2 separate regions of the Homo sapiens genome follow, and region 2 is linked to region 1. A link is an interaction called in ENCODE POLR2A ChIA-PET data of the cell type or tissue named here. Cell type or tissue: A673. All regions are shown on one strand.

Region 1 (4,000 bases):
TAGAAAGAATAATAATTATCTGAAGCTTGGACCTGCCACTCATTCATTCTCTTGCTGGGTACTCTCTGTACCTCAGTTTCCCCCACTGCTCTTTGAACCCCCAGGAACCTCTCTCCTACTGGCTGGTAGCTCAGCCCCTCAACTGCTTGCATTGTATTCAAACGGCTTTGGGGGTGCTGCTTCCGGTACTGTCTCCTCACTATCTCAAGGGCTCTATTATCAGAAAATCAAAATCTGTTCCAAAAGAAAAAAAACAAAATACACCCATCTTACAGAAAAGCGAGCTACCTGACCACCCCTCTGCCAGCTGGTGTCCAGATTTCAAAGAGCCACGAGCATCACTTAAAGGCACATGCCTTGTGCAAGGCTTGCTGGGAGATATCAGGGATCTGATATGGGTTTGTAACCAAGTAGACTAATCAGGGGCCTCCAGGAGTGGGCAGGAAGTGCAAAGAAATGTCAAATGGGCCTAGAAGTCACCAGAGACCAAGAAGCGTACACAGAAACCTCTTGGCCGAGGTTCCAAGGCTTATAAGGAGGTGTTGCGATGCTACTGTGACAACAGGTATGGGGCTCTGCCCACAGGGGGACACCCCTAGCCGCAGCCCAAGCCTGGGTCTCCTAGCACAACAACAGCCACACTGCGTGCAGCGAGGCTTAGGTTATCAGCACGGATCCATTTATGGAGGAGAACGCCAAGGCCTGGAAGAGGGAGGTGACTGACCCAAGATCACATGGCTTGTTGGTAATGAAACCCAGGTCCTAGGGTCACCCCCAATCTGGAGAACAGAGGGAAGCCAGCAGCCATGAAATGGCCATGCCATGGCAGCCACCAGTTTTCCAGAAGGGGATGAGAACAGGCAATGTCAGTTCACAAAGAACTTCCCCTCCCTGTGTCTCCAGCACTCCTCACAGCAGCAGGCAGACAGGCTGGGTGGAGTTGCAGAATCTCCCCATTTTGCAGGTTGAGGACAGAGGCACAGGAGTAGCCAGACCAAGCCTGCACCCAGATCTTCAGAAGCCCCAGCTGCTGCTGCCACCTCCTCTCCCACTCAGCATGGAGCGGGGCTGGTGGGAACAGCACCAGCCCCTAAGCCCTGCCCCATCCCACCCAGTACAGGGAGCCTGGTTGGTCCTGAAGTACACCTCAGGGACTCCACTCACCTGCCTAATTAATAGGCTCAGGTCTCCTCCAACCCAGGTGGCTCCCTGTCACTAAATCTCCTAAAACACTGCTCTGTCCTCACCCAGTCTGTCACACACCTCTCCCTCCCCACTTCTAGAATAAGTGTTCCCTCCTAACCCTGGCTTCCTTCTGGGGTCCCAGCCATCCCTAGAAACTTGGCCTCTGTTCTTCCCCTAAAGTCCATGGGTGCTGGCTGAGCTGCCCCAGCACCCCCACAGGCACACCTCCCTTCCTTTGGTCATGCCGGTTCCACCGCCCAGAAGTACCTTTCCTCCCGCTCCTTGCCTTGTTCTAGCTAAAGCCTCTCCATCCTCAGTGCAGCCCTTAAATGCCCCCTCCTCCAGGAGGCCCCTCCCCACCGACCACTCTAGCTCATTCTCATCTCACTCCTTGGAACTTATTAGCCGATTTCTCTGAAGCTTTCAGTACTCCTTGCAGCTATTCTGCTGAGTAGCCAAGGTTGTTTCCAATGCAGACTGTGAAACTCCTTGAGGTCAGGGTCTGAGGACTCTTGTTTGGCCATCCTTCTAATGGAGAAATATTGCCTTAGCCTGTGCCGTTATGGCCCCCGTGCTAGGGGATAAGAGACAAGGCTCTGGCTTTGCAGAACAGCTCGAGTCTAGAAATAGGCCAATAAATAGGCAGTTGCCCACATAAATACATATACCTACTTATGTACTCACAAAATTTTAAAATTTTAAGTTAAAAAAAAGAGGCAGCTGCCATTGCACATCATGGTGGCTTGAACAGGGAAAGCAAAGAGGGCTGTGGAAATGAATGTCACCCAGTCCAGCTTCCCCAAAGCACAGGACCCTCCCCTAGAAGATGCTGGAGAAGGTCTCTTGGTAGACTGAAATTGCTGCAAGAGATTAATTCATCTGGGCTCAAGACAGCAGAGGTCTAGGTGGGGAGTGGTGGAAGCAGGACAGGTGAGTGTGAGCCCCCCAAGGCGGGGCCCTCTATTGGCACAGACGGGCAGAGGACAGCCCTGGAACCCCAGCAATAGGGAGGAAGCCCTTGACCTGGCGATGAGGCCAGTGTATCCCGATGGAAAAGGCAGCAAGACCTAAGGCTGTCAAACCCGGCATGGCCCAGCTGGGCAGTCTGGCCCTGGGCACATACATCCCTGGCTTCTCAAAGTGGGCACCCCCCAAACCTCAGCTCCCACAATGCACATCAGCCTTGTGGGTGAGCATCTTTTCACTCTGGTTTTGTGAGCAGGCTGCTCCAGATGGACCCGTGAAAGGAAACGCACCGCTGCACACTGCTGGCTCTTGGCCTAGTAGTCCCAGCCACTATCTGCAACTCTCAACATCTCAGCACATGGCTTCATTGTTCTTGCACCTCAAAGCCTTCTCTGGAGAAGGACACAGATTTCTGGAGAAATAAATAAACGGGATCCCACATGCCAGTAGGGTGACTGTGACCACATTCCCACCTCCAGCTTCCTGTCACCAGTCCCCTACCCCACCAGCCCCACACCCTGAGAGGGGGCAGAAGGTCCTTCTCTCCCTCCAAGTATGTCTCCTCTTCCAAACGGGGTCTCCTTGTGGGTCTTGAGCAATCTTGCCACAGCCACAGGGGGCCTCCAGGTCCCCATGGGGGATGAGAAAAAAAACCCTCCAAGTCCCATGCCCAGGCTCGGTTGCTTTCAGCAACTTCCCTCCCCACTGCTCAGGGGCACCACAAAACACTAAGCACCCCAGGCACTGCACCTGGGAGTCCCTCCCTCTCCAGGGATTGTTTTCCCACCTGTAAAATGGGGCAGCTAAACTCAATGACAGCAAGCTGTCTCCTGGGTCCCCACTTACATTCTAACTGAGCCTTAAGACACAGCAGTAGGGTCATTCAGAAGGGAGGTGAGGGAAAGAAGGCAGGATGAGGGAGAGGTGGGGTTGTCCCTGGTTGCAGAAGCCTTAAAAGCTGGTAAAAGGCTTAATCCTGCATAATGATTTACAAAGTGACAAGTAAAATAGATTTACCGTGACAGCTTGAAAGGAGAGCCACAGAAATAAAATTACACTCCGGCGCATCCCGTCTCTCTACAACCTGTCCCCTCCCTTCCGAAAGCCAGGAGCTTGTAAGGGCACACATGGACATGTGCCTGGGTAAAAAGGGAGCAGGTGGCCTGAGGGGTAGGGGGTGGGGGTCTGGGGAGTGGGAGAGGGACAAAGGAGGTGGTAGGACTGGCCCTGCCCAGGAAGGCTGTCCCAGGTGCGGCCAATAGGGTCTTGCTCATGCTCACGGAGGTGGTGATCTCAGTGGCCCTCGGAACTGACACATCCTCCCTGGGATTTTGTCTTCAGGGAGCATGCAGCAGGCACCTCAAGTGCTCCCTGCACCCAGAACCCCTAATTTCTACCTGACTCCTCTGATCCAACACAGCAGTCCCAGTACCCCTCCGGGTTTTCAGGGCCCAGGGAGAGGGGTCCAGTGCTTCTGTCGGAAGGAGGCAAAGACTTCAATTGTACCAGACCAAAACCAAACTAGAGCAAACCGGAGAAGGCACAAAACACCCTGAGCTGAGTTCATCTCGTAGAAGGAAAGTGAGCCGGATGGATGGGGAGCACCTCGTGTTGTTGATGCCACTCTTCCACAATTTGTGTTTGCACAAGAGCCAAGGGCTTTTTCCTTCACTGATGTGGGGCCCACTTGGCTCCATCTGGGTGGGGAGAAGGATCTGACATGCGGAGGCTCCGGCCGTGGACCACGGAGAACCTCTCCTCCATGGGAATGAACCCCACCAGTTGCTTCGGGCTCTGAGGCTACGTGTCCACCTCCCCAAGTGTGGCACCAGCCCAGGTACCTGCTCAG
Region 2 (4,000 bases), 62 kb after region 1:
TCTCTCTCTCTCTCTCTGAGTTTGTGTGAATGTCTGTGTTGATTGCATGCCCATGCAAAGATATTTGCTCTCTGCATCTGAGCAGCAGGAAGCCATTAGAAGAGGAAACCCATATTGGATGAGAATTTCATTCCACACCCAGGAAAGCAGGGTTAGGATGTGGGGGCACCAGCTCAGGCCCTGGTAGCTGTGCCAGGGACCTAGGACCCTGGCATTGTGAGGTCCCCTCCTCTCAGAGCCAGAGGATGGGGAGAAAGGACGAGATGCTTGGCTGCTGAAACCATGGACTGGTGGTGACCGCCATTCCCACCACCCTAATCATGCACTTGTGATATTAATAAAAATAATTTATGTCATGTGACTGCTTTTTAACTAGCTGCTTTCAAGACTTAAGACCAGGATTATAAAAGGCATGCATTTATAAATTATTAGCCCAGAGCTCATAAGCACATATACTTTGGGGAACACTTTGGTAGCACTTTAAATTAATTTATTGTCATTCATTCCAGCTGTCTGTGATGTAAACCTTCAGCTATAAATTTGTACCATCATCTGACACACCATTAACTAAGGTGCTGCCCGAGCCAGAGCATACAATAAAACACTTAAATACAATTTCTGTAGGGATGGATGTCTCTTCCTTCTCCTTCTCCTTCTTCTCCCTCTCCTTCTCTGTTCTCCTCTCCTCTCCTTTCCTCTCCTGCTAATGACAAGCAACACAGAGAGAAGTCAGGTGCTTGAGAGTTGTGTTGGCAAAAGAATCAGGGAGGACAAGACCCACTCTGTCCCAAGGCCCTCCTCCAAACTCACAGGATTTTATCCCTTGTACAGATGGGGCATCAGAGGTCCAGAGAGGGCATGGCTTTGTCTAAGGCCACACAGCCAGCTGGAACCATGCTCTCCATCCTACTCAATGCCTCCTTGGTAGGTAGACTGAGTCTATGCTCCTGAGAACTTTGGCCTGGGCATGGATGACCCCTGGAACTCTGAGGGAAGCTTTGAGCAGGAAATGAGATTTCTTTGAGGGGAGTTTCTGGCAGAGCAATCAGCAAAGAATTCTGGGGATCGCTGGGCAAAGAGAAGAAAAGGATGGAGGGGATTGATCCCATGATCACCAGCAGAGAGGGGCCCAGGGGGAACAGAGCGGATGCTTTGGAAAGTAGCTCCAAGGAGGACAATTTTGGATCCCACAGGGAGGGATTTGGTAGTAGTGGGAGCTGGCTGAGATTGGAGGGAGTCCCCATCCCTGGAGAAATGCACCTGGGGGGCCGTGGGAGGCATGGAATGGTATGTTCATGTCCTATGCTGCTGTAACAAATGGCCACTGAAGTTGTGACGTGAAGCAACAGGAGTTTATCATCTTACAGTTACGAGGCCAGAACTCCAAAGTGGGTCCCACTGGGTTACAATCAGGGTGTCAGCAGGGCACGATCCTCCTGGAGGCTCTAAGGGAGAGTCCAAGCCTTCGTCTTTCTGGCTTCTGGAGGCTGCCTGTGTTCCTTGACTCATGGCCTTCCCTCCATCCTCAAAGCCAGCAGTGTCAGGCCGGGTACCTCTCATGCTGCCCCTCTCTAGGGCTCTCTTCTGCCTCCCTCTTCCATTTCCTGTCTCCTGTGATTTCCTCAGGCCCACCCAGATAATCCAGGATAATCTCCCCATCCCGAGGTCAGCTGATTAGCAAACTTAACTCCATCTGCAGCCTTAATTTTCCTTTCCATGTACCCTAACATATTCCCAGGCTCCAGGGACCAGGGTGTGAACATCTCTGGTAGGGCTGTTATGCTGCCCACCGCAACGGGGAATAGGGCCCCGAGGTCTCCCTCACACAGACAGATGCTCCTATCTGCAACCAGAGGAGGACATTTTATTTTTTCACTTGAGCAGGATGAAGGAAGAAGAAGGAGGAAAAGGAAAAATGAGAAAAAGAAAGAGATTAGGCAGGGCTTGGGGGAGAAGAGTAGAAGGTGAAGAACAAGGGGCAGGAGAAGTAGTAGAAGAAAGAAGGAAAGAAGGAGGCTGGTTGCGGTGGCTCACACCTGTAATCCCAGCACTTTGGCAGGCCGAGGCAGGAGGATTGCCTGAGGCCAGGAGTTTAAGACCAGCCTGGGCAACATGGCAAGACCCTGTCTCTACAAAAATTAAAAAGAAAAATTACCCTGGTGTAGTGGCGTGTACCTGTCATCCTGCTACTGGGGAGGCTGAGGCAGGAGGATCACTTGAGCCCAGGAGTTGGAGCCTGCAATGAGCTCTATGATTGCACCACTGCACTCACTCCAGCCTGGATGACAGAGCGAGACCCTGTTTCCCCCCACAAAAAGAAAGAAAAAAAAAAAAAAGAGAAGGATGGAAAATTGAATCAGGTCTCACATGAGATGGCTTTAGCCCCTGTACTCTCTGTAAGGTTGAGTTGAGCTAAGCATCAGGAGGCCTGAGTTCAAATCCCAGTCCTGCTGTGTACCTGCCTGGTGACCAGAAGCCAGCCTGCTGCCTGCTGTCTCTGCCTGAAGTGTCTCCATTGAAAAAAAAAAAAAAAAAAAGGTCCCACTGGCCCTCTGGCCCTGGCCTTTGATAGTTCTCCAAATTAAGGGTCTAAAGTAGGCTATGTTGAGGGAGACTGTTGGGGCACCATTTTGGGGCCAGGCCACGATGGTGGGAATGTTCCAGAAGACTGCCTGGCAGGGTAGAGGCAGCAGCTGCCCCAGAGGCCATCTGGCCATTGCTGCTCCTTGAGGGGATGGATGACTGTCAAGCCCAGAAGGTTCCCGGCTTCCGAGGTGGCATTCTGGGAGCTGCAGGTATATGCCCACACCCCAAACAGCAAGGGGCCATGAGTTTGCCCCCTGCACCTGAGCTAGGGACAGACGTCCCCACTGTCCTTCTTGCCCTCCCTCCAGGAAGCCCTAACCATCCTGATCGTCTGGCCCTGGGGGTTTCCTTCTAGCTTGGAAAGAGCCCTGGAAGAAGCTGAGCATTCTCTGCTGACAGTCATGGCCTTTTTCTTTTAAGGGAAGGGTCTTTCTGGAACCTTATCTGTCTACCCTCATTTCTCTCAGGCCCTTAGCTTGGAGAGTAGCAGTGCTCACCTCATAGGGCTGCTGGCAGGTAGCAGGACAAGCCCCCTACACAGCTCTGCCGCACAGTGTCTGGCACATAACAGGAAATCAGTGGGGTGGGGGCAGCCTTCCTATCTGGTGCTCCTGGACATGCCGTGCATGTTCATTCTCAAATACCCCTCCTCTCTGACCCCTGCCAGGGACCTGGTGGAAAGAACTGCAGGTCTGAGCTCGTGGCTTCTCCTTATGTGACTGGGCCTTGGGGTTGACGTTATTGTTTCCTCATGTGTCTTGCTGGCCTGGGAGGGTCCTCAGAGGCCACAAGGGCTGTGATGGCCCCAAGGTAGGATTGTGTCTGCCTGGCCTCTGGAGCTCCTGGTGCCACCTGCACCCCCTACCTGGTAGGTGCTAGGTCAGGTGCTGGAAAGAATGGATGTGTGAAGGAAGTGGTGAGTGAGTGGACTCCCAGCTGGGAGGTTATTTGCTCAGCAGCCATTCATTGCTCAGCTCAGCTTCTGAGGCAGGCAGGGTGGGAGGTGGGGCCTGCCCAGCTTTGCACTCTGTGGCTTACTGTGGGCTCCTGCCCTGCATGTGCTACCGTGGTGGGTGTGTGGACCACAGGCACGAGGGGGAGGTGGGTGAAGGCTGGGGACGGGGGTGTCTGTGGTTTGTGGGCTCCGAGGGTAGCCCCAAATCCTCAGCACCCCCCTCTCGCTGGTACTCGAGTCTCTGCTTATCTCCAGCCAGACCTTGAAGAGCCAAGCACCAGTTCTATTAATCAATTATCTGCTGCCTGGGCTGCGAGTAAGGCTGTTGGGCCAGATAAACCCCAGGGGAGGGGAGGCGACCAAGAGACAGACAGGTGCGTGGGGGGATCCGCCCCCTAATCTGGAGCATGCCCCATGGTCAGCACACTTGTGATGGGTGTGCACTGCCATGCTCACACA

What was found. Peaks named below come from ENCODE experiments on the same cell type or tissue, not always from the same donor. Only the 100,000 strongest peaks of a DNase experiment are listed, where the experiment ranks them.
Region 2: POLR2A ChIA-PET joins it to region 1 with 5 read pairs; 3 of 35 experiments call an interaction of 5 or more read pairs at or near these places.

The regions. Positions count from the first base shown.
Region 1 is chr10:79,089,118-79,093,117 of GRCh38, reverse strand. All of the region lies in intron 1 of ZMIZ1 (zinc finger MIZ-type containing 1), which reads right to left. Among named protein-coding and RNA genes, the nearest start is that of ZMIZ1, 22 kb to the right of the region's middle. RefSeq lists enhancers at 1,805-2,304, 2,305-2,806, 3,428-4,000. In A673, no CTCF peak of the experiment used is centred here; a DNase peak (open chromatin) is centred at 2,467.
Region 2 is chr10:79,027,447-79,031,446 of GRCh38, reverse strand. All of the region lies in intron 5 of ZMIZ1-AS1 (ZMIZ1 antisense RNA 1), which reads left to right. Among named protein-coding and RNA genes, the nearest start is that of ZMIZ1-AS1, 38 kb to the left of the region's middle. In A673, no CTCF peak of the experiment used is centred here; no DNase peak of the experiment used is centred here.